Regions from separate parts of the Mus musculus genome. Here region 1 is linked to region 2. Evidence: chromatin loops called from intact Hi-C (ENCODE). Cell type or tissue: gastrocnemius. All regions are shown on one strand. Each heading gives the region's core, and the rest is flanking DNA. Links, peaks and the distances in the headings are about the cores only.

Region 1 (8,000 bases), core at 1-8,000, 110 kb before region 2:
CAAGGCTAAGCACTGCACAGAGGATAGCTGCTGTTGGCATCCTGTGGAAGGCATGTCTGATTGCATGAAGGTTCAGTGTCCTAGTTCCCTTCCCCCAGGAAAAACGACACGGGAGCTGGCCAAGACCTCTCTGGGTGATGAGCCTAAGGGATGGTTTTGTGTAGGGCCCCTATGCTTGCACACTGGGGATCAGACCTCTACCTTCACCCATGAGGCTTGCTTGCAGCAATTAAGATCTGGCCATAGATTAATCAACATCCTGGCCTTTTGATGCACCTGCTGCAAGCAAAACACAATCTCCCCAGGAGTGGCTTGGCATAATAGAGAGGTAGTCAGTGATAAGACTCCCTGGGCATGTCACCAACCTAAGACAGGGATCAAACCAATGCTGTTTGTCACCCAAGGACGGGTAAGGGGCATGGCTGCAGGGGGCTATCTACAGACATTCTCTCTGCCAAAAAAGAAAAAAGGGGGAATTGTGGGGAGCGGGTGTGGCGGCAGTCCCAAAGGCGCCAGAGACTGCAGCTAAGTCATATGACTTGCACCTGACTTCCTCATATAAGACACAAACATCTTGAGTGCTGCGCAGGTGTACCAGGATACAGGTGAATCCAATTTGGTGGAGATTTGCCCCTGATGCCCTGATTAGCTGAAGCTGCGTGCCTGGTGAAGTGGCGTGGCCTGCTGTGCGTGGATGGGAACTGAGAGTATATAAGAGTAAGAGGCCCGGGTTAGAGGAAGGATTATTATTCGAGAGAGGATTACTATTAGTGGGGGAGATATAAAAACAAGGGAGATATAAAAACAAGGGAGATATAAAAACAAGGGAGATATAAACAGGGGAGATATAAAAACAAGGGAGATATAAACAAGGGAGATATATGGAGAAAGAAGAAACAGGACTGAATAAATGTGTGCAGAAGGATCCTGTAGCAGCGTCGTTCTTCCTGGCCAGTTGAGCGCGCGCAACAGAATTCAAGAAAGCAATTCCATTTAGAATGAAAATTATAAAATCTGGATGAAAGAAGTTAAGTAGAACAACACACACACACACACACACACACACACAAACACACCACAGGATTAATATGTAATCTGGAAATTCCACTCCTGGGTATATCCAAAGGAAATAGTATGTCAAAGAGTTGTCTGTACTTCCATGTTCATTGGAACATTATTAAAAATAGCTTAGAGATGGAAACTAAGTATCAATGGATGGAAAAAGAAACTGTGTCACACATCTAATAGAATGCTATCTAGTCTCAAGGAAGAATGAAATTCAGTGCTTTGGGACAGCATGGATAGAGATGGAGACCACATTGAGTAAAGCAGGCACAGAAAGAGAAGTATCCTGTGACTTTGCTCATATTTGGAAAAAAGAAGTTGATCTCATACACATTGAAAGTAGAATGTTAGTTAACTGAGACTGGGGTGATCAGAGAAAAAAGAGTGATGGAGGAAAGAATTACTGGTGTGTTCTAAGTTACAGTGACATGGGAGGAAGTCCTCATATGCTATTACTCAGTGGACTGACTAAAATAAATATATGTGGTGTATTCAAGAAGCTAGAGAGGATTTTAATTGCTTACACTTAAAGAGAGGGATATGTGAAGAGATGGGTGTGTCTAGCCTATTGAAATATTACACAATGTATCAGAAATTTCACATGGGATTTCTGCATTTGTAATGTTTTTATGTAAAGGTATTTAATATGTTTAATTAAAAAACATTGGCCATATTAAAAAGTAGTTGATTTTCCTGGGCACCAAGTTATACACTACTCTAGAGACACATAGAATTTTCTAAGTCAGCCTTGGACACTCAGTAAAACTCTCTCTAACAAAACAGCAAAGCCAACAAAATAGAAATAGCTAACCTGTGTCATCTTATAGCTCATTGGTGTCATCTTATTTTCTATTAATTTTACCTAATTTTTAAATCATTTTTCACTTCATTATTTTCCTCTATGAAGGTGAAGTTATAAAATTCAGAATATTTTAAAGTTGAATCTCTTGTTTATATATAAAAAAGAGATTCATGTAGCACCAATTGCAAGTGTCTTAGTCAATGACGTCACTAGGGTTCAAGTGACTTTTCCTACTTCTTAGTGGTGAATGTTATATATGACAGGGAAAAAGAAAATGTCATCTTTGAACTTTAGTTAATGTCTAAATGTAGGTCTAGGAAGGTAAGTTACTCCACATTGAGATTTCTTTTATAAAGCATGTTATGGGAACAAAATAAAAAAAGTAAGTCTAAACTTACACCAGAAAGTAAAGTTTGGCAATTACAAAATGGTTATGACTTACAGTTCTCTTTTTCACATTTCAATATGTCCAAACCGGTATATATTTTAGCTTCATATATAAAACTATTTAAAGTTCTAAAAGGCTCTCAGAACCAGAATATCACAAATAGTTCCAGTAATTATTCAAAAAACACTAAGGAGATGAATTAAAGATGATTTAGACAGGAGAATATTTATAAATATTAAGACTATGGCTTTGATGTTAAACATAGTAATCATGTTTTAAGTTGTAAGATAAAATAGGAGACAGGAATAAAAACATAGGAAAAGCATAGTTGAAGGAATTGTATGTGACTGAGCAGTTGAAGATTAGCCCAGTTTGTAGAACTGACAAAAAAAAGTTTTTTAAAATAGTCACACCCCCTAAAACTACCTTATACATACATCTTGTGTCATACATTTTTAAAATATTGTTAAGATTTATTTATTTCTAACATTTATGAGTGTTTCGCCAGCATGAATGTCTGTGCAGCTGCAACCAATAGAGGTTAGAAGAGAGTGTCAGGTCCCCTGGGCTTGGAGGTACAGACCATTGTTAGCCAGCTTGTGTGGTCTGGGACTTGAACATGGCCCTTATGAGGAGCATCCAGTGCTCTTAACGGCTAAGCAGTCTCTCTAGCCCCTTCACATTCTCTTCGGACAAAGGCAATATGGATCAATAGAAAGAGACTGCCCCAGGTACCTGGTCTACCATGTGATACTCAGGATGCATCCCAAAGCTCCATTCCTTGTTTACTTGTGTATGGAGAGAGAATTGGCCAATAGACTCTACACTACTGTCTCCTTGCCTGGGGTCTAGGACACAATCTCAGAAAGAGGCAAATTTACAGTTTTATTTTGAAGAAAATTCATTTTGTCCAATGCTGCCCCATAGAAATCTAAATGAGAATTGTGCGTGATCTTGAAATTTTTAGTAGTCACTTAAAAAGTAAAGAGGTAGAATTAACTATAATACTGTATTTCGTCCAATTGGGGATACTTAAAATATTACCATTTGAATTTTTAATCAATATAAAATGATGAATGAGATTTTAGCATTCCTTTTGTATCCCAAACACTGAAGCATTCAATAAATGCATTTTCACTTAAATCTCTTTTTAATACTTGCCTTTTACTTCAACTTCATATTCATTGTCAGAATGGCTTCATCTATTAAAGCCGGTTCAAACTTTCAAGTTATACTTAAGTTTTTTTTCCTAACAACTAAATTGAGGTTCAGTTCAAAAATGAAATTACCTTAATTATATTAGGATACACATTGAACATCTTAGCTGCATACAACACATTTTGAAGTCTTAAGCGCCACATGTGTCAGATGACAGGTAGACAGTGTGCAGCAAGAAAATCAACTTCCGAATGAGTGCTGCTCAAACTCTCAGGGCCTTCCTTAGTGTTCAACCTGATAGCCTTCTATCTGGAACCAAGTGGGTTAAACAGTTGACTTGGCTCCTTTTTGCCTTGTGTATTAGGGTGTCCCCAGGTGAAGCACAACTGGGATTCAGAAATGACTCCGTGGGCCAGTAGTACAGATTATCCAGCCGAGGAAGCAACAGAAGCAGAAGAAGCTCATTTTGGCACAGAACCTTGTGAGACCCACTAGCAGAGAATCACTGCCTCTAGTTAAGCTGTTTCACGAGCTGGGAGTAAATATGTCTACGAAGTTAGGAAGATGTTCCCGCACCACTATCTGCTAAATACACACAGGCAAGTGCTATCCCAAGGCTCTTTGGTGGCCACAATTGAAGACCAGCACCAGCAGAGAGCTAGCATACTGAGGAGGATCTAGGGAGGAGCAAGGACAAATGAGTGGGATTTACATATTTAATGATCTGTGTTGAATGCAGATGAGAAAAAAAAAACATTTAGTATTTAGACTTTAGTGTGGTGGAATAGGATTGTACCATATCTGCGAATCTCAAAAGACCAAGAAATGTTTAGTGGTCCATTGTTGGGTGGAATCCCACAAAAGGCTAGAGAATTGAATATATATTTTCCTCGTCCAAGAAAGTGAAAAACGGGCCATCTTAATAATTTGCAGAATTTGCCTCCCAGATTTCTACTCCCCGCAGCTTTATGTAAGAATAGGGTTAGATGAGTATGAAGGATATGTTGGGTGAGGAGTGGCCAACTGCCCTAGGTATCCTAGGACTGGATATGTGTCCATACTGAACTTGGACAGGTTCCAGGCAAAACAGACAAGTTCATTCCTTAGATTGGCAACAGGGGCCATTAGAAAAATGATCCAAGGAGTAATTATATCTTTTCCTTGGTTATGTTTACAGAAGAGCTGTAAGTGGGCCAAATGAGTGACTCCCTTTCCTTAAATCACACCCAGTTAATAAAACTGAACAAGCAGACCTTTGGTTCAAATCGCATCCTTCTTTTAGTATTATTTAACCTGTCCTGCAGTTCTTCACTGAGGCCTTAAGGGGGCCCCAGAGTAACATCCCTGTATTTCAGCACTCTGGGACCAGTGTTGAATAAACCCCTTCGGCACTACGCGGAGATTCCAGTGACCTCTTAGGACCCCAGAATGTCCACAGATTCACGCGGGCCCTCCTCCCTGTGCATTTTTAGGTTGAGTCAAGCTCATCCCAAGATTGACCTCTTTGAGCAGAGGAGCGCGACCTGTCTCTCGCACATGCGACTTACCTTTCTACCTTCCCATCTCCACAGTAAGGGCCTCCGTGAATGTGGCTCAGAGGAGGTGAAGCTTCTCCGAGTTCCCCTACAGCTTCAGCTTGAACTTGGTACTGATACATCTGCCCAGGGATGACCTCCCTGTGGAAATCAATGAGATTCCGACCTTTGTTGTTGGTTCACATGGGTTTAAGGAAACTCTTACGTAAAACGAAATGGGAAACGTGTCAATTGTATGAAACAAAGATAAATGCCCAATCCTATGAACAACCTCGTGTTTGAATATATATGTATTTCTATGGGCCTCAAATGTTCTCCACTAGTAAATGTATTATAGTAAGTGCTTGGTGAGTTAACACTTAATATAATAGTCCTGGAGAAAGTAGGAGGATGTCATGTAATGTTTTGAACCAAGAAAATCTAGAGCAGCTATTGAAAAACCAGCAAACTATATTTTTAAAGTAACCAAACTAAGTGAAGATTAGAATTTCAGTGTATGGGCTCAGTCACATCTTTTCTTGGGTTTGTAGACCACGGTTTTCTTAAGAGAGAATTCTTGACTTGGAAAGCCTGGAGCAAGTATTTCATAGAAGTAAGTATACAACTCAATACCACTTGGAAGAAGTAAAAATTTCCAGTTAAAAACGCACTAAATTGACCTCTACCTCCAAATGCCAAGAATGGAGTTGGTACAGTTGACCTGAGAGATTGGAGGAATGCATCACACTTTCTGGTTCCTGGTTCTTTGATTAAGTGGTGAGTGTCTGACCCAAGACTTTGATTTAGCATTAAAAGACCTCATGAATTTGGCTGCAGGTAACAAAGAGGAATTCTGCCTCATCTTAATTTTATCCAGTGATTGTCCAAATTGGAAAAGCACCACCCAGCTCAAGATAGGATGCAAGTATCTGGGAGGGCATGATCTCAGTAAATTATTAGGACTGCCGGGAGTGGGCAGTGAGCATTTCCTGCCATGATTCTCATTTTTCTAGACGGACTCTTTACTGCAACCACAGAGTCACCGCCCCACAATCTGATGTAGCAACCAGCAAACAGGAAATGTCTTAGGGTCTCCAAAATACCTTTAAAACCTTCTATACTGGCTTTTAAGTATTTTAATAGGAAAGACACCTAAATATTAAAGACTCTTAAATTTTCAAATTAGTTTTCCTTTTTGAGAAAGAAGTCCTCTCCTGAGAATGTTAGATGCTGTTTTTAAAGCAAACCCAATTTTACTCCAATCAATGGTGGTGGTTGGGTTCCTTTATTGTGTGGTTTCTTGTTGTCCAACCATGCTTAAAAGTCTTACACCGCTCTGTGGCTGGAAACAGGAATGGATGGGAATGTTGTGTGTTTATTTTTATCAAAGGGAAAAACACAGCAGCAGGTAACTTAGGCCTCCCATGAGCTGGGTCTGTGAAGGGCAGGGTTCTACCGAGGAAAGAGAATGGTATGACCAGTTGGAAATAGAGTTTGAATCCTAGGATGTCCTTCTATTAGCTCTGAAACCAAGTGTAAGCCAAGCCTTAGTGTCCTATCTATAAAACAAGATATTATTGGCTTTAAATATTTATATGTGGATATCATTAAAAAATAATCAACTGCCTGAATGCAGAATTAAATCATGCTATTTTTCTTTCTAATTCATGATCTGAGTTCTGCTTGCTTTTCTTTGTTAGCCATTTTTTTTTTCAACTTTCTGATGTTAAATAAGAGAACAACCATGGAAAGACTATACTGGAGCTCAAACTAGACATTTTCTTCCCAAGTTTTAAAGCTGTGGTCAAAGATCTACCCCAGCAGAGATGCACACCTGTACTGTTTGTGTGACTCCCGTCTCTCCTTTAAAAAAAATTAGGTTTATCATTTGAATTTGGAATTTTACATGTAACATTATCAAGACAAATTTGTATCAGAGACTGGGAAATTACAAGTAATGGGGAGCTTGCTCTCCTTGCTTCTAGGAATTCCACCAGAAGCAGCCATTCACCCATGAGAAGCAGCCTAGATAGGGCTTGAGTGGTCATGAGGAAAGGGTCTTCACATTCCCAGCCATGTCTGCTGTCTCAGGTCCCCAATGTATGTAATATGTTATCCTGGGATCAAACAAGCAATCTAGAGCCTATCATCTAGCCCATGCATAGAATAATGAAAAAGTCTGCATCATAAACTCACTATTTCTAATGTGGTAAATATTAACTAACATGACCCCTCTGATAAAGCTATTGTACCCTGTTCTGCCCTCCATGCAATCTCTGAGGAGAGTCTCAAGTGGGAGGATTTGCCGTTCACTATACCAGCATCCAAGGCAGACATAAAATTCTTAACCCAGTCTACATCTCCAACACTGAGCACAGTAGAGCCAGGAGCACAGTAGAACTCACAAGTGTAGAAGGAGAGACATTAAATAAAGTAATTGAAAACTAGGAATAAAAGAGATGAAAGGGAGAGGATGAAATTTAAAAGGAAAGGAAAAGATAAAATACACATTATGGATGAATTCTGAAGCTGTGTGTAACATATGAGAGACCCGTGACCTTTCAGTGTAGCTATGGAAGAATTTACCATAACTTGAAAATTATGGAAACCATGCTCATTATTGGAAAGCTACAAGAAAGAAGCCAAAATAAAATTGCCACAAGACAGAAAAATCTGATTCTGGTCAACTTTAGTATTAATTTCACTCACTCAACTGAAATACCTCATACACCAATTTCCCCAGTACCATAATGATGACATTGGCAGTCAAAATACTTGCTTTCCCTTTTCTGTGAAATATTTTTTCTTCATTTTATATGTGTCACTTAGGATAAACTCCCTCCTGAACTTCAGAACTCTCTTCCAACTAAAAACACCAATTATTAAAAGTGGAAGCAGAAATAACCAAATTGGAATAAAGTCCCCAGAAGTCTCATGATGTGGAAGATTCTACTGCCCAACTTACGTATCTGTGAACTTTCTGTGTGGATGTGTCACCACCATGGGCAAGCCACTGGAAAAAGGAGGCTCTCGAAGAACCTGGTAACTCATAGGCTTGCATCCAGAACACAAG
Region 2 (16,994 bases), core at 1-8,000:
TTATCCTGGCCACTTCAGGGAGAGGTGATCTCCATCCAAACATAGTCTTTGACAGTGGTGTCCATAGCCAATGAACGCCCTGTGTTAAATCCCTGCAAAACACACTCTCTTCGAATCTGCTGCTGGGTGTGCCCCAGATGACCTCTGTGCACACTGGAGCATGAGAAGCACCTCTCTAGAGCAGCTCGTGGCGCACTTTGCCATTCAGCGATGAAGGGCCAGACCCATACAGATTTTAGGCTTCTCGGGCTATACAGTCTCTGTCACAACCACTAAACTCTCTCATTCACCATGGAAGCAGCCACAGAGAGCACATAATCAAATGAGTGTGGTGTGCCAGATCAAACTTCATTTACAGAAGCAGCTCTGGGGGTGATGCGGCTCACAGGCCATAATAGGCGAGCCCTTGCTCTAGAGTTGTGTGAGTAAATAATTCAAACTTTGGCTCTCATGAGACACGTAAGAGAAAGGGTGCTCCTAGGGAAGGCAGGTGGGCAACCTTGTGAGCAACAGTTTCCCTCGGATGCTCTTCAGGCACACAGTAGGCAGCAACAGCATAGTTTCAAAGCCATTGCCCTGGATCCTCACAAAAAGTCCCCCTCACCCCAGTGGGAATACAGCAGTCTAAATTTTTAGTTTATTCTACAAACATAATTTGTAGAATTATGAGATTCTAACATTATAGGAGGAGTTATTTGGTGTGTGTGGGGGGGGGATGACAAATATGGGTTGGAGCTTCATAGGACTTCTAGGGGGTGTTGACTTGATAGAAATAAGAGCCATGCCTAACTAATAAGGCAAGAAGCAATGTGCAATCCAAAAAAAGCACACAAGAAGGTCTATAGAAAGTCTATAGAAGACAAGAGAGAGAGAGAGAGAGAGAGAGAGAGAGAGAGAACCAATAGGGAGGCTCTAAGGAAGAGGGAACAATAGTGAGCTATGGAAACGTGACCATGATAGATCAAACTTACCTCTCAGACCAGCTAACATTCACATCGCTTCTGTGTTGAGCCACCAAGCCTCAAAGTGAAAACTCCAATGCAAAGAAGCTAAATTACAAGCATAAGGTATGTGTTTCCTTCACACAAACAATCCATGCATCTCCCTCTCGCCTGAAACAGCAGGGCCACCCCCAGGAGACAACCATGGGCCCTCATACCAACAGCTCTGCGCCAGCTGGGTCACTATAGCATCACTGAATATTTGAGTCCTGATCCAGGAGGGGGATGTGGAGAGGAACAGGGTGATTCCTCAGGGTCTGATAAGGACAAACACTCTGATTTGACCATCACTGGGTATAGGGAAGCAGCCAAAGAGCAGGACAGGGAGCCCCGCCTCTAGGGAACGATACTGATGCAGCTCTTTGCCTGGCTAGGTCTGTGAGATCAAGGCGGCCACACCGAGGTCTCTTTACATCTATGCCATTGTGTGTTCTGCACAACTCTGTGTTCCCTGTGGTCAGAGCTCTTCACCCTGAAGCCTCATTCCATAGATGTCACTCACACAGAAAAGCTAGCAATAGACTCTGAACAATGCCCTGATGGCAGCAGACTTGGGCTATCAGGAAAATCTAGGTAACAGTGTACATTTTTCTATTAAGTAAGCACAAATTTCAAGAGATATTCAACAGGGCTTACAGCTTAGAAAAATAACATAGAAGTTTTAGCGCCATTGCCCAACTGATTTGGAATAGTGCCGCTCAAATAAAAAGAACAGATGAAACGGTTTAATGCACTAAATGGACCCTTTGGGCTTTTTTGACTACAGTTTTTATCTTGAGACCATATTGTGAAATATAAATAGCTACTTATAGCCATTCCCATTTTATAAATCATCAGAGTAAAGTCCTAAGAATTTGAAGTTAATATCTCTGCTAAGGAAAAGTTAGATTTAAATTAGAAATTAATTTAGTTTGAATATCTCCTGATAAATACCTTTCATGTCACTGGTAAGTAAATAAGACTCAAGGGCCAATTTTGTGATGGGCACTTTAGGTACACTACTCTATAGGACCTCTCCTTATTTGTCTTTTGTTTGGGATTTTTTTTCCTACTTTATTTCAAATAGAATCATATACATTCATATGTAATGTAATCATATGTGTGTGTGTGAGTGTGTGTGTATGTGTGTATATATATGTGTATATATATACACATATATATATTTTCCATTTAATTTTTGGTTTGATATAAACATAACTCAGAAAAAAGAAAGCTGACTAGATTGCCAGAGACAGTTGTCTCAGTACGTGTGAGAGAAAGATTTGAGTTCATGTCTGTCTGTCCTGGTCCCCTCCCCCAGACTCTACACTGGGACATGTAAAGCTTGAACACTCAGAGGACCGACTCAAACTCACCTTCATGTCAAGGACAGTTTCTCAGACATCTTTGTGTTCCCCTCAATGACTTGCCACACTTTGCATGGCAAGGCACTCAATAAATATTTGTTGGATGAAGAATTCTGGGCTTGGGTTCCAGCTTACCGTGGATTTAAGGACTCAGTGTCCTGCAGAGCAGGTGGTTACTCAGCTGGGCGACTTCAGGGAACATTTGAAATCAATTACGGGTGCAGAGGAACCTGTTAAAATGTCCTCTTTTGTATATGCCGGGGTTGACGGGGAGGAACGGAAGTTGAAGTGGTAGAAAAGGCTCAAATGCTTTCAGGGTTATGCACTGGACCTTAAAGTGTCCACACCAGAACAGGACAGAAGTTGGCTTATTGAAACACTAAATTCTAATGACCCAACCTAATGGGATCCTGACCTCAAGCTACTCCTAGCTTGCCACATAGCCTCAAAGTGTCAGACCTTTGACTGGCTACCTTTGTGAAGAACCCCACCAGGGAGCATTCCTCTCTGTTGCCACCAGTCTGCTCCAACTCTGGGGAAACAGGCAACTTAAAGTGTGTTCTACCTTTCAGAAAGCCCAGAGGATGACCAGAAGAGTCCCCCCAACCACCCCACCACCACCACCACACACACACACCTGAAGCTTGTGTACCCTGCATTGCCCTCAATCCTCAATAAAAAAGCATTCTTGCAACTCATTCTGGAGTCTGACTTGTTTCAGAAGAATTCGGGAACTTAGAGTGCAGGGAGAGGGTAATTCTAGCTGATTTTGTTTTCTTCAATGCTTGCTAGAGCTACAAGTTAGTCACAACTCAAAAAAAAAAAAAAAAAAAAAAAAAAAAAAAAAAAAAAAAAAAGCAAGCAGCTTTAGCTATCCAGACAGGCCTTTCAAAAAAGGAAAAAGACATATGAAGTGGACCCTGAGGGATGCCTACCAACACATTTTGGGAGAAGGTGATTAAATTACAGCCCAGAGGCTGGGACAGGACAGCCCTCAAGGAAACTAGAGACATTCCCAACTTTGTGGCGTCCCTTGTCTCATGTGCATGGGACAACACTGCCACCTAGTGTCCAGTGTTAAAACTATTCCCTAAGGTCCCATAGCTGTGGGTAGGGGCTTCTGCTAGGACTGGTATTGACTAAATTGTTTGAGGTCTCTGCTGAGGAAAAACTACCCCAAGCATGGCAGGTAGAGGACTTGGAAGCTGATTCGAGTTAAGTAGGCGGAACCTGAGGTTTGAAATCTATTGGCAGAGTGAGATCCAAGTCTTGGCCCACCCTCAGAGGGGCAACAGAAGTGCAGCTACAGGTTTGTGTGTTACTCCCAGCAACTTGACTCCACCTTGTTACTCTGTGTAACTCAAGTCCCACCATACTAGGAACTGATGTACACCATCTTGAGAGGCCGTGCCAGCAGAAGAAAGGAAGATGGATTGTTGAGCACTGTAAAGTTGTGCAAAGAGAGTCAAGTCACTCGAAGTAGAGGCTCTTATTACTGGCGGCTTGATTTTGGTAACCTCATGATCCTTAGCCAGGCTCTTCACCAGGGAAATACCAGCAGCAGAGACAATGGGTAGACATGGATGCTCAATCCTAAACAGTCCACTTGCTGAGCCCAACAAATTGAGGCCCTGCCCCCTGTGGGCTTTTAACCTCCCTTGATAATTTGGGCTGAGTGCAAGTCTGAAGAAAGATAGAGGATAGAACAGGGGGTGTGAAGAGGCTTGGTCGTCATCTGCTTTCCACCTCTTAGAAGCAGACCTAAAAGGGAAGTCCCAGAACACTGCAGGAGCCACTTGCATTTGAGGGAAAGAAACCTTAGAAGGTAAATTGCTAAAAATGATTTCCTGCCCAATTTTACATGCTCCGAGAGGAGAGGAGGGTTCTGATGGGCACTGGAAGATCTGAATGTGTGCTGTGGCAGTATGGAGACAGTGGCTGGTGACAGGCAAGGCAGGGAGGTATGTAGCTCTGAGGATGAGGTTGCCAGAGGTGAAGCAAAGAATAGGAGACTGCAATGGGGAGGTGAGACAGAGGACTGGAGAGGTAAATGACCGAGGTCAGGTGCTATGTTCCTGTATTCCAGGATTGGACTTTAATAACCCCAAGCAATAATCTCCCACATACATTCCTGTTGGATTGTCCTCTTAGGCTGCCTAGCCAGGAAACGGTTCCCAGGTCTCTATGTTGCTACTGCAGGAGGAAGCATAGGCAGATCTGTGTGGGTCTCAAGCGAGACTGAGAGCTCGCAGGCTCCCTAGCAGATGGGCACTAGGAAGCCAGACTAGGCAGCACGGAGATGTCATCTGGGGGAAACTGTGAAGCTGCCAACTCCGATCAGATAATCATCTCATTATTTCTTCCATTTTGGCCCCAGAATAAGGGTTTCCTTCTCCTCTTTCTCTGCCCCCATCTAGCTTACAGCCTGGCCCCTTCTCTCACGCCCTCTCCCACCCAAAACTAAAATAAAGCAAAGCCACATGACTGGAGAGTGCTCAGTGTCTGGGAATCCCAGATTCCAAACGAGAAATCACAGCCAAAGAGGGGGAGACACAGTGTCCACAAGGATGTTCCAGCGACACCCCACTGGAAGAGGCTCCTTCCCTCCAGATTTCTTTGCCTAGTCTGCAACTTATTTGGAGGCACTCAGAAACCTGAATGGATTTTGTTGTCGTTTTGGTTTGTGTTGGGTTTGGGGGGAGGGGTGATTGGTTGGTTGGCTGGTTGGTTGGTTAGTTGGTTGGTTGGTTTGGTTTTTGTTTGTTTGTTGAGGAGATATCAAATGATTCACGAACACCTACTTTGTTCTCCCCACCCCCAAGCCAGTCTCTGACATGTCGCTCATTGCCTCAGTTTCTCCAACAATGTAATGGAACTGACAAACAGGAAAGGGTGTGTGGATAATCCAGATTGGTACCATTATTTTTTCTGATTGTTTTTTAGTTAATGCGTAAAGTAACTTGGTCTCCTTGTGACATTCTTCTGTATATTTGTCCCCACTCCTTTTTTGGTGGGGTGTCTAAATGAATAAGGAGACCCCATGGGGTGAAATATCCTTTCCTCACCCTTGCCTGACATCAACCTCTCCAGATAGGAAAAGAAAAGCAAGGGCTCCAAACGTAGCTCTTCTTTTTGTCATTCTAGGTGTCTCTGTTAATCAAAATAAACACAGGTAACAAGCCCAAATAAATGCCTCTGATTAACCTTATAGAGTTCTCTGTGTTAAACATGCTCTCCTATTTAGGTCTTTCTAACAACAGCCAGAGCTAGAAGCCAGAATCCTGGTCTGCAAGTGTCCACCTTTTCCAGCAGATTTGTTGAGGTCAAGAAAAGGGGATCGAGGGTATAGAACGGGTGCTACCTGTCTTCCTAGTTTCCGGTGGCAGCCTGTTCCCTTGCTGTTTGGACCCAGTTGGGCATTATTCACTGCTACCATCCTTGGTCTGCCGTCTGCTTTTCAGAGGTGCCATGCTAGACTATGAGAAGCAGTGTGACCCCCCCCCCCTTGACAACGAGTGCAAGTCTGTTCCCTTTAAAAAGGGAAAAGATCTTAACGGAGGTCTCCTAAAGTACAAGCACAATGTATAGAACTCTGAGAAATCGCTATTGATAATGAAGCCTCGTGTAGGAGTCATTTTCCCTTTGATGGTGCCTACACTGCTTCTGCACTGATAAATAACCCCCACCCCTCCCCCCCACAGCCCCTCTGGCTAAGCCTTCTTGGCTTTCCTGCCTTTAGGCTGTTCCCCCTGTCTGTTCTCTATGTACCCACAACAAAAATGGAGCCGACCACACCCCTCGGGACCTGAGAAAACCCAGGAGTAGGATAGGACATTACCTGCAATGATGGCTGGGTTGCTCTGTCCTCCCTCTGGTCTCACCCAGGCTTCCACTGTGAACGCCTCCCGGGGAATCTCAGCCAGCACTTCTGGACGCAGCAACAGCCGCTCCCTCTTCCCAGTGAAATACAGTACAGGCAATCCTCCTTGGGAGTTAAAGGTCTCTACTCTCCGGAGAGAGGCCCCTCCACCATTTTGGATGGTGCCCTCCAATGGACTGTCACTATCTCCATGCTTAAGTGGCTCTTTAGGCCAAAGCTGGAAACCTTGAGGGGTATTCTGGGGGTCTCCAGTCATGTCTTCTGCCTGCCTCTTCTGCACTTGGCGAGGAAGCCTAGACTTGGACTGGCCCTTCCTCTGGGTCTCTGCTGTGGGTCCCTTCTGATATGCGAAGGTAGCAATGGTGGAGACAGCAATTTCTGAGCTTCCCTGAATCGCAGGCTCACCTAGAGCCTCCTTAGATCCTCCCTCGCCAAGATAAGTGTCATCATTTCTCAGCAGCTGCGATTGCCCAATAGGACCATCCCCTACCCACGGGGCAGCTGGCTGCTGAGACTCTCTCCTTGCTCCTGCTGGGTTTTCAGTCAGGTCTCGGGGAATACCACTCGGAGCCTGTCTCTCTGGGCTTCGCTGACTCCATTCTGCATACAGGGTTTGCTGCTGTGTCCCCACAGGATAGGACCTTGGGTAGTTTTCGAGGCGGCTTGGGTAGACCCCAAAGAGATGGTGCTGTGGAGCAGTCCTGGGTCTTCGAACCTTATACCCCAGCCAACAGCGTTCCCCTTCCAACAGCACTTGGTTCAGGTGTTCCTTCTGGGCCAGGAATTTCTTGCGTGTCCAGCCCTGCTCTGAGTTGGTGGTACTGAGTGCCCACCCAGTCAGGACCACCAGGCTTATTCTCAGGACCTTCCAACACATCATATCTCCCTCAGCTTGTTCCTTAGAACCCAAAGTCAGCTTCTTGGTACCACACAAGAATAAGGAGAAGAAGGAAAGACAACCAGCAATGGAATTGAAGTCACCGGGGAAATCGATTCCCAAGCCAAACTTTCTCAAGTGGCCCCAGAAGGATGCCTCTACTGGCTACCTGTCCTGGGGATTCAGCCAACCCCAGTGGCTTCTGTAACTTTTGGCTTCTCTTGCCTTCTTCTGTGACCTCTCTTCTTGATTTCAGTCCTTCAGAGTGAAGTTAAGTGTTCTTACTTTGAATCTCCACCCAGAGACCTCAGGTTTCCTTTTCTTCCTTCAGTAACTCCTCTCCTCACTGATAAGAGAAGAGAGTGTGTGACTTAAGCCAAATTCTCTGAGATACATACCACCCCAGCTGGTCACTCAAAAGAACCTTATTCTCTACTGATCTCTTCTGTGTCCTCTTCCTTTCCCTAGGAGTTAGAGTCTCTGTTTAGAGCCCATCACCCACAATACACTCAACTTAAAGTAAATTGCTAGGGAAAAAAACAAAAACAAAAACCAAACCAAAACAAAACAAAAACCTTTTAGGCTGAAACACAATTTGATGCTTATTCTATAAAATAAAATAAAATAAAATAAAATAAAATAAAATAGCAACAATAATCTGGGGGCACAAAGATCCAGACAGGTACTTAACCTTCTTTCCTCAGAGGTCCTCAGCTAGGTGTCCATTCAGCTTCCAGTCTGCCAGGATAGGTGAGCACTCCTGCAGCGTGGCACTCGGGGTTGTTGACTATTGAAGAGAGTGTTTTAATTCCTGTCCAACTTGTTGGTATGCTGCAAGTCTCTGTAAAGTTCTCTGGCTGCCAGTCTGCTGCTCTCCTGATCAAATGAGTCTGGGAGCCCTTGGTTTCACCTTTGGAGAGGCTGGTGGGTCCCTAAAGATGGATAAAAAAGACCAATATGAACAGCATAGACATCAAGGGACCTGTTCCCTCTGATCTCTCCTGCTTTCTCTCTCTCTCTCTCTCTCTCTCTCTCTCTCTCTCTCTCTCTCTCTGCCTATAATTATCTCCTTGGGTTTTTTCTTTTTTTTATTTAAAGACAATGATGATGTCAAAGCTAATAAGTTTGGTACACCACTCCTCCTACTCCCTGTCCCCCCTCCTTTCCCCTGATCACCCCTTCCCCCACCCCTCTGAGGCACAAGGGACAGATGCTCCTCTTGGTTTCCCCAGTAAACATCACAGGCTTTCTCTCTCAGCAGCCGCAGCCTACACAATCAATATAAAACAATCAATACTGTTTTGGAGCGTGTCTTTCTGTGTGTAGCCTCTCTCTCTCTCTCTCTCTCTCTCTCTCTCTCTCTCTCTCTCTCTCTCTCTCTCTCTCTCTCTCTCACACACACACACACACACACACACACACACACACAACCACACAACCACACACTTTGAATGGACCTGGTCAAAAAACACTCGCTAGCCTTTTGGAGACCATTCACCTCTCCTCCTTTTTATTTTACTCTATCATTTCAGATGTAAAAGGACAACAATAAATTCACTTCCTCTTGGACACTGAAGGAAAGGAGAAATCAATTACCTTGCCACGAGAAGTACTAACTGGAAACACCGCGTGCTCCTAGCATATAGACATCCTTTTTCTCTTAGAAGTTTCTCAGTCTAAAGTTAGTAAAAGTCACCATATGCCGAGTGAACAAATAAACAAACGAGGTACTCAAAATAAGTCATTTACACAAGTGAACAGCTAACCCAAGGCAGCTATTCTTTGACTGATCTGAAATGAATGGGGAAGATGTGGGGAGGAAACACTGAGTTTAACCTCTGCATTGTTTGCCTTGGTGAAAGACGCCAGCCTTCTTAAAGACTTCTCATCCATTACAGGAGCATGCATGTATACAGAACACCCTGGACAAACACATGGACACATGCAGAGAACGCAGGTATGCTTGCCCACAGGTAGTATAAAATAGGTATAAATATGCATTGAGCCCTTCTTTCAAGGATTAAGAAAAACCACTTACACTTTTAAAATCACTGCTTCTGCTGCTTCTATCTAACTCCTACAGCCCTCATGCTCTGGAGTAAGATCAGGGTCCTTCCTTCACCCTGGGTCTCCTTATCTCTCTGAACTCCTTTCTTCCAGTTGATAGCTGACTCAACTGCTTTTAAAACGTTGGGTCCTGTGCCACCCATCCCACATGCACCCCATTTCTTCGTGGAGCATGGAATAGAGCCTCAAAGCAAGTCCCCAGAGAAGCTCTCAATTCAAGCACGTGGACACTGCTAAGCAGATACCCTTAGGTCCTTGACTATCCCTTTTCTTTTATAACTTCCCCAGCTCCATGCACTTTTCTGACTCAGTTTTCCCCACTTGAAGCAGATCAAGAATAGAAATTGAGACTGGGGGTGGGGGTAGAGAAAGCCAGAAAAGCAGAGGAAAGGAGGAGGGAGGAAGGGAGCCAGAGAGGAAAGAGGGAGGGAGAGGGAGGGAGGAAGGGAGGGAGGGAGAGAGAGAGAGAGAGAGAGAGAGAGAGAGAGAGAGAGAGAATATTAGGAAGAGATAGATGGCTTAGCTTCAGAGGGGAAAAAAGAGACTCAGGCAAGAAGAGAAGTCAGCCCCTCCCCTTGCCCCTTACCCCCTTGCCACCCAAGGACCCTCAGAAAAACATCTCCTACCATTCATTTCAGGAAGGGGGATAGGACATCAGAAAAGGGTTCCTCCTGCTTTTCTCCCCCTGAGTGTGTGGGTGATCTTGCATCCCCTATAGGACTCTCCTGGCTCTCAGCTGCTAGTAATCCATTCATAAGATTTCAAGAGGCAACACCAAACTCAGGCTTCCAGTTTAGTTTCTCTCTCTCTCTCTCTCTCTCTCTCTCTCTCTCTCTCTCTCTCTCTCTCTCTCTCTCTCTCTCCTTCATTCCTTTGCACACCACTCTTCAGCTCTTGGCAGTCCAAAGTTTAAAAAAAAAATGTTGAACCATTTCTGTGTTTTCCTCCTGTTGTAACTTGGGCTGTGACATCATAACCCTGCCCACCAACACCCCACCTCTCTCCCTTTCCACCCCCCTCACCAGCCCCATGCCCCCAAACACTCCCCACCCACCCACAAAGAAGAAGGTCTCCTGTCAGTTCTAATGTGTGAAAAGACAAAGCTCCTGAAGAGTGCCCCCTCCTTCCCCTCGGTGCCCCTCCTGCCTCCCCCTCCCTGCCTTACCCACCGCTCAGCCCGGCTCTCCAGGCTTTTAACAATGATCCCATCTGTTTGACATGTGCGGCAAGGTGGGCTGGATTCAAATAATCTGTCAAGTGAATCGGATCAAAAACACAGCAACCCCCTCCTCAATTCCATCACACACACACACACACACACACACACACACACACACACTCACACAGACACTCATACCCCAAGCCGGAGCAAAAGTGTGAGCGAAGTCAGACTTACACAACGCCCACCCTTGGTGCCAGGGAGACAGACACCAAACATGCCAAGGGAAAGCACAAATTTATACATATATAAATTCTGTTGCTTATTTGTTTATGAGGGACACCCACACCCCAAGTCTTCAACCCCTCTCCCTCAAACCCTGCCACTCCGCAAAGTGCACAGATTTGAAAGCTGGTAGAATCTGTTTTGAAATCTCCAACGAGAGGGTTTTTCCCCCCTTTTTTTTTTTCACTCCAAAGCACTATCTGTGACGATCAGGCTCAAGCAGAGTTGCCAGCAAATGCAGGAGGCCCCTTCTAGGGTACAGGCTTTCAAACCAGCAAAGCTAGAGGGAATGAATTTAAGGACACACAGCAGGAGCTGGCTGAATTCATTTTATTTTGACTGGGTAGTTGGGGGAGGAATATCATTTCTGAAATGCCCAAGGAATGAAAGGAGAGGGTATGGATTTCTTAAACAGTCCTTGCAAGAGGAGCGGTGTCTTGGTCTGCAGGTAAATCTAGAAGGCAAGAAATTGGAGCTGTATAAAGGAGGACCAGGACACAGAGGGGGAGCAGGGAAAGAGGAAGAAAGGAAAGAGAGAGGAGTAAGGAGAGGGGATGGGGAGATGGGGAAGGAGAGAGGGGAGAAAGGGTGAAAGGCAGAGGGGGGACCAAGGGAAAGAGGGGAAAGAGGGAGAGAGGAGAATCAGGGGAAGACAGGAAGGTGAGAAGGAGGAGGAGAGAGAGAAGGGGAAAAGGCTGACATGGAAGAGGGAAGGCAGGAGGGTTGGGAAAGATGAATCTGGGGGCAGGAAGGGTTGGGAGAGAGAAGTGGGGAAGACCTGAGGAGAGATTGAAACAGGGAAGGAGGGAAGGGGGAGGGGTGGCAAATACAAGAACTCTGGAGACCAGAAAGGCAGTTAGAGACACACTGGGTAAACACAACAAAAATACAGAGGCAGGTGAAGAAAGTCACTGAGAAATGGGGCTGAGAAAACAAAGGGCACACGGTGGAGAGACTGTCTCTCTCGGGGACAGGGCACATTTTTAAAAGCGGGAGTCCCACATTGTCTCTGTAAAGAATTCCTTCTTGCCCACTCCTGCTGCCAGTCTCTCCTCTTTTACTATACCCATCTCACACTCCCACACTCCTCCTCTTACCTTTGTTGTCCTAGCATGCCATCCCCCTGGAAAATTCATGAATAAAAAATTCTAACACCCACCCAAAAAAGAAAAAAGAAAAGAGAGGAAGAAAGAAAAAGAAAAAAGGAAAAAAAAGAAAGAAAGAAAGAAAAAGAAATGCAAACAAAACACCTTTTTAAAATCCCTCTCTTTGTTCTACCCACTAAGGATTCTGGATTCTCTTATCTAGACTGGGCTGTGTGTGGCCATCTATACTTCATTTTGACACAAATTGTTTCCTTCAGATGGCAGGGGGAACTTTGGCTGTATTCACTGTATGGTGGGGCTTCTCTGTTCCCATAAGCAGTGTCATCATTAATATTAGGAGGCTCTGAGCAGAAAGAGGAACAGGTCTATGCTGGCATCCAGAATATTAACAAAGGCAGAGAGTAGGAGAGACCCTTAATATGGTCAGTGGTCCTCTCTGACTTCCTACTTCCAAAATCTGAGGCTGGGAGCCTGCCAAAGAGTGTAGTAATAAAAGCGTCCAGAGCACAACCAAATGCAGTGTCTATATATAGGAGCCGGGTCTGTTTTAGCTACTTGCAGACTCAAATGACACCCGGAAACAAACATTTCGGCAATATGTTTATTGGAATCCTATTCAGCTGGTCCTGGAAAGAGTGAAGAGAGTCTGAAAAGACTTCACTAGAAGGTTCGAAATTGTTGCTTTCTGTTCCTCTGGCTCGGGTGCTCCGAGCTGAGACTCAGTGGCACCTCCTAGGGCAGTGTGAGCTTCCTTTAGGGTGACCTACAGCCCCTCTTTTTCACAGGTGAGGCAAAGCCACACACTTAGTAGCAGGGTCCTCTGGAGCACCCAGCTCTCTTAAGCCCCTACCCACCTCCCATGCTATTTTCCCCTGTCTGTGCCCTTGTCTTTGCCTGTCTCACTGGTCTGCCAGGTAAGTGTCATGAGACTAGAAAAGAAAATCAAAGACTGGCTCCTGCCTCTCATGCTTCACTTCCAGATAAAAGTGCCTGGGGAATCTCTGTAGGTCAAACCGTCCTGCAGTTCAGAGACACACACTCAGAAGGAAATGCAAACCTAGATCTCACTCCCCGTCCTGTGCCTTCTGGACCAAGAGAAGCCCCGTGTTCTTGTAAAACTGTGTGATACCCTATTGCTAAATAACCCCACCTCCTAGCTGCCCCCCCACACACACAATACGATGCCTTACAAGTGATCATTTCTGCCACTGATTTTGTTTTGAAGATTGCCTTTATGCAAATAGATCAAGGAACTCCACACATACGTTAAATTTCCCAGTACCCTCCGGAAGTAGTATGACAGAGGCTGCATGTCAGAGGTCTAGACCTTTCCTGGGGCATGTATTTCTGGTAAGATTCGAGTGTTAGAACCAGTTTGTAGGGTTTGCTAGGTGACAGAGAATCGAAAAGTAATGCTGGACCCTTCTCAGCTCACCAAACAAGGGTTTTTCAGGACTGGTGATGGAAACGGCCTGTCTTTTTCATCCTCTACGGTCAATGGCCTAGTAAGAATGATAATAATTGAAAACTGGTCTTCCTTTCCACCTAACCACATTTGTGTGCATTCTTTCTCCCTGCCTAATTTATGCCCACTTTATATATCAAGACTGACTCTGAGGAAAAAAGAGACGAAGACCATAAGAGCACATCCAGGAGGAAAAAAAAAAAAACTCTCAACTATATTATGCTGGGAGAAAGAAGCCAGCCTTGATGGACTGGCTATATACACTGTAAGATTCTGAAAGGCAGGACTCAGGAGACAGAGAACAGGTAAGTGCTTGCTGGGAGTTGAGGGATGGGGAGAAAGGAATACAAAGGCTACAGAGCAACTGGAGTTCTTGGGGCTATTCTTTATCTTGAAAGTAGTGAGTTTACATGTTTATTAAAAACTCAAAGCATTTGTTGTAAAAAGGCTAATATATCTAAGTTACACCCCAATAACGGAAGGGAAAGTGGAGCAGGTGATAGAACAATGTTTTCTTGACATCCTGCAGGTGGCAAAGACCAAGATAGACCTGGGTGTGATTTAATCATGCTCAGTGGCCCTACTTTGCCTGAACTCCTCCGAATATTCTGACATGTACTCCATGGGGACTCTGTACAAGCAGGCTAGATGAAACAGATATCTGGCTTATAGTCACAGCTTCCTCAGCCTGGAGTTTCAATAGACAAACTAACCAAGTTCCAAATGAGCACTGTTGTACGACTGTAGCGCTGCTCTGTCATCTATCTGCCTAGCCTTGGGGACATTAATGAGCTCTGACCTACCTGTATTAAGAAACTGGAGCCAAGACCAGTAAGTCCCCTACTAGATCACACCTAAGACCATAGACTTTTTTAACTCAAATATTTTAAAGCAATATTTTTCTAAGGTTCTCTCTCTCTCTCTCTCTCTCTCTCTCTCTCTCTGTGTGTGTGTGTGTGTGTGTGTGGTGTGTGTGTGTGTGTGTGTGTGTGTGTGTGTGTGTGTGGTGTGTGTGTGTGTGTGATATGACATACATATATATATGTCGGTCAATGCCCAGTTCCTATAAATATTCCAGGGACTTAAGGGTATGTTAGCAGTAAGGACCCACAACATTGATTTTGATCCTTAAATAAAAATATATATTAAAATGTAATGGCCATAAATGGAGATAACATGTGAGGAGTTTCAGTGCTTAACTACATGCCATTGTCCCATATTTAATAAATCAAATATCAAAATGAGAGTATTTGATATTAAAATACTAGAATAGGAAATTGTTTTTAAATTTTGGTACTATACCGCAACTTAAATTTTTGATAATTTCACAAATATGGTACTAGTATTAACAATAATGAAAGCTACTGTTTATAACTAAAATCCATCAAGCACTGTTTGCATTGATATGATGTGTGTGTATGTGTCTGTATGTATTTGTTTGTGAAAATTAATTCAATCATTACAATATTTCTGTGAGGTAGGTGTTGCCGTCTCTATTTTCAGATGAAGATTAACAACATTTACTGAGCATAAATATACTACTTGCTAAATGTAACATCATCATAGGTATACTATGCCACATATATAACAACTCACTGAATTTATGAACTATCTGCTGAGATAGTTGTTTGGTAACTTTCCCTGGAGAGATGTAAACAAATATTTACTCATTCCAGTTCAGCAACAGTTCCAGCGAGGGCCACCATGCTGAGCTAATGAATGCACTGGGTTTAGTTGCAGCAGCATGGGTGACTCTAAAGCAGTTACATTATACCATCTCCATGAACCTTCTACCTGCCTCCTATAAACACCCATCAAGACTTATGCAGCTAGGGGCTGGAGAGCATCAAGGCTAGAATCCCAGGTGAAGTTTTAATGACCCTCTCACACACACACCTCTATGAAGAAATGCTTAATTTGGCACTGAAACTAAATGTTACTTTCATTAAGATAAACGTTTCCTTGCTGCTGCTACCATAGACCCAACTGTCACTTTGCTTTACCTATTTGTTACCATGACTTCAGGGATGCTCCAGAAATCTCTGTCCCGTGATAGCAATTGTCATGTTGTGCCTAGAGAAAACGGCTTGTTCCTCTATGGTTCCTGCTTCCAAATGGAAAGCCTGGACCCTCGAGTTTAAAGCAACTGAGCTATCTACCTGGAAGACAGCCTGGGAGACTTCACTTTACTTTTTTGTTTGTTTGGTTAGATTTGTTGTTGTTGTTGTTGTTGATGGTAGTTGTTTGCTTGTTTGTTTGTTTGTTGAGACAAGGTTTCTCTGTGTGGCTCTAGTTGTCCTAGAACTCACTCTGTAGACCAGGCTGGCCTTGAACTCACAAAGCTCTCTGCCTGCCTCTGCCTCCAAAGTGCTAGGATTAAAGGCATGAGCCACAACCGCCCAGCTGAGCCTTCACCATCAATCACCATTTTGCATTGCCTCTTTAGGATACATGTAAGTACACATGAATTACTACTTCATTCCTAACATGACAAAAACAAGCTATTATTCCTCCTAGGAACCGGTCAGTGATTTCTCAGGAGTGATGGAAAGATCATTCTTAGGCCTCTCCTGGATGAGCTCCTGATAGCTCTAAGAAACGTGGTCCCAACTGATAGCAATAGCCAGTTGCAAGCTTCATGTCTGTCAACCACAAGGTACCTCCAGAGGACCCCCAGGAGCTCCTGCTCTCAGTACCCTTGCTCACAAGATCTATTGTGTACCCATTTACAACAAAGATCAAACAAGCCACCTGATAAAAATAAAAATTCAGACTCATTCATTTCAGAAGAATAAAATCAGACAGGATGGACAAAGAATCCTATTGCTTGGTTAGCTAATGCTGGATTTTAACACTAAGAACAGCTACTAGTTGATAATCTACTGACCACCATAAAAATCTATGCTTTATTTTTAATTTTATTTTGAAAAAAACAATTAAATGATTTTTTTAAAAAGCATTTATATTGATTCTTTTTGAATTTTACATTATGTTCCCGGTCCTATGCATGTCCTTGTCCCCTCGAACACATCCCTTGCCACCTCCTCCATAAAATAAAAATCACACAAACAAATGAAAAAAAAAAACCACAAAAACACAAAGCCAAAAAACTTCTCCTCTTGGAAGCCTTAGTATGTCACAGCGTGGCCCACAGTATAGCCTTCTATCTATACTTCTTCACTTGCAACTGTTCATCACAATGAGTTGAATTGGTTCAGTTCCAGGTCTCTGACTTCTTTGACACCATCAATATTGGATCCTCACCAGCACTCCTCCTGGTTAACCTGTTGCTGCTCTGTGTCATAGAGATCCTCCAGCTTTGGATCGGAAGGACTGTCCCTTTCACACACCTCAAGAATTCACAGATGATGCAGATGTTGGGGTGGGCCAGCTCAAAGCCCTGGACCTGGACATGGGTGGTAGCTGAGCTGCTCAGTCTGCTGACTCTCCCTTATCGACATCACCAAAGTGAGCTCCCAAGCACTGCTCTGGCTAGGCTACCCAATGCTGCCACTGGCAGGAGGCAGGGTCAGCTGTTCTGCTCTCGTGCCCTCAGGGCTGGCTCACCTGCACCCATGCCTCCAGAGCCAGCTCTACTGTGCTACCCAGTCAAGGTACAGAGCTTCTTCCAAGTGCTGCAGCCAGGTGTGGGCATATGTGCTCTCACACCCTTGGGGCTGGCTCTCATGACCTCCAGGCCTTCTCTCTACTAATACTATTGGTGAGGGGTATGTGGGAGGGCATCACATCACCCCAATGTCCTCTCTACCTCAGGGCAGACAATTAGTGGGGCCAGCTCTCTGGCTCT

The links. Peaks named below come from ENCODE experiments on the same cell type or tissue, not always from the same donor. Only the 100,000 strongest peaks of a DNase experiment are listed, where the experiment ranks them.
Region 1: it touches region 2 in a loop (5-fold over the local background); 15 of 42 quality-filtered maps call a loop at or near these places.

What each region holds. Positions count from the first base shown.
Region 1 is chr1:158,840,044-158,848,043 of GRCm38, forward strand. It overlaps Pappa2 (pappalysin 2), which reads right to left. Exons shown (of 23, transcript NM_001085376.3): 8 at 7,893-8,000; 9 at 4,961-5,089. Among named protein-coding and RNA genes, the nearest start is that of Pappa2, 110 kb to the right of the region's middle. In gastrocnemius, for the core only: a CTCF peak has its summit at 4,729; no DNase peak of the experiment used is centred there.
Region 2 is chr1:158,950,332-158,967,325 of GRCm38, forward strand. It overlaps Pappa2 (pappalysin 2), which reads right to left and starts at 7,844. Exons shown (of 23, transcript NM_001085376.3): 1 at 7,796-7,844; 2 at 6,186-7,450. The coding sequence starts at 7,107. In gastrocnemius, for the core only: a CTCF peak has its summit at 3,415 (motif pointing left); DNase peaks (open chromatin) are centred at 3,414 and 4,643.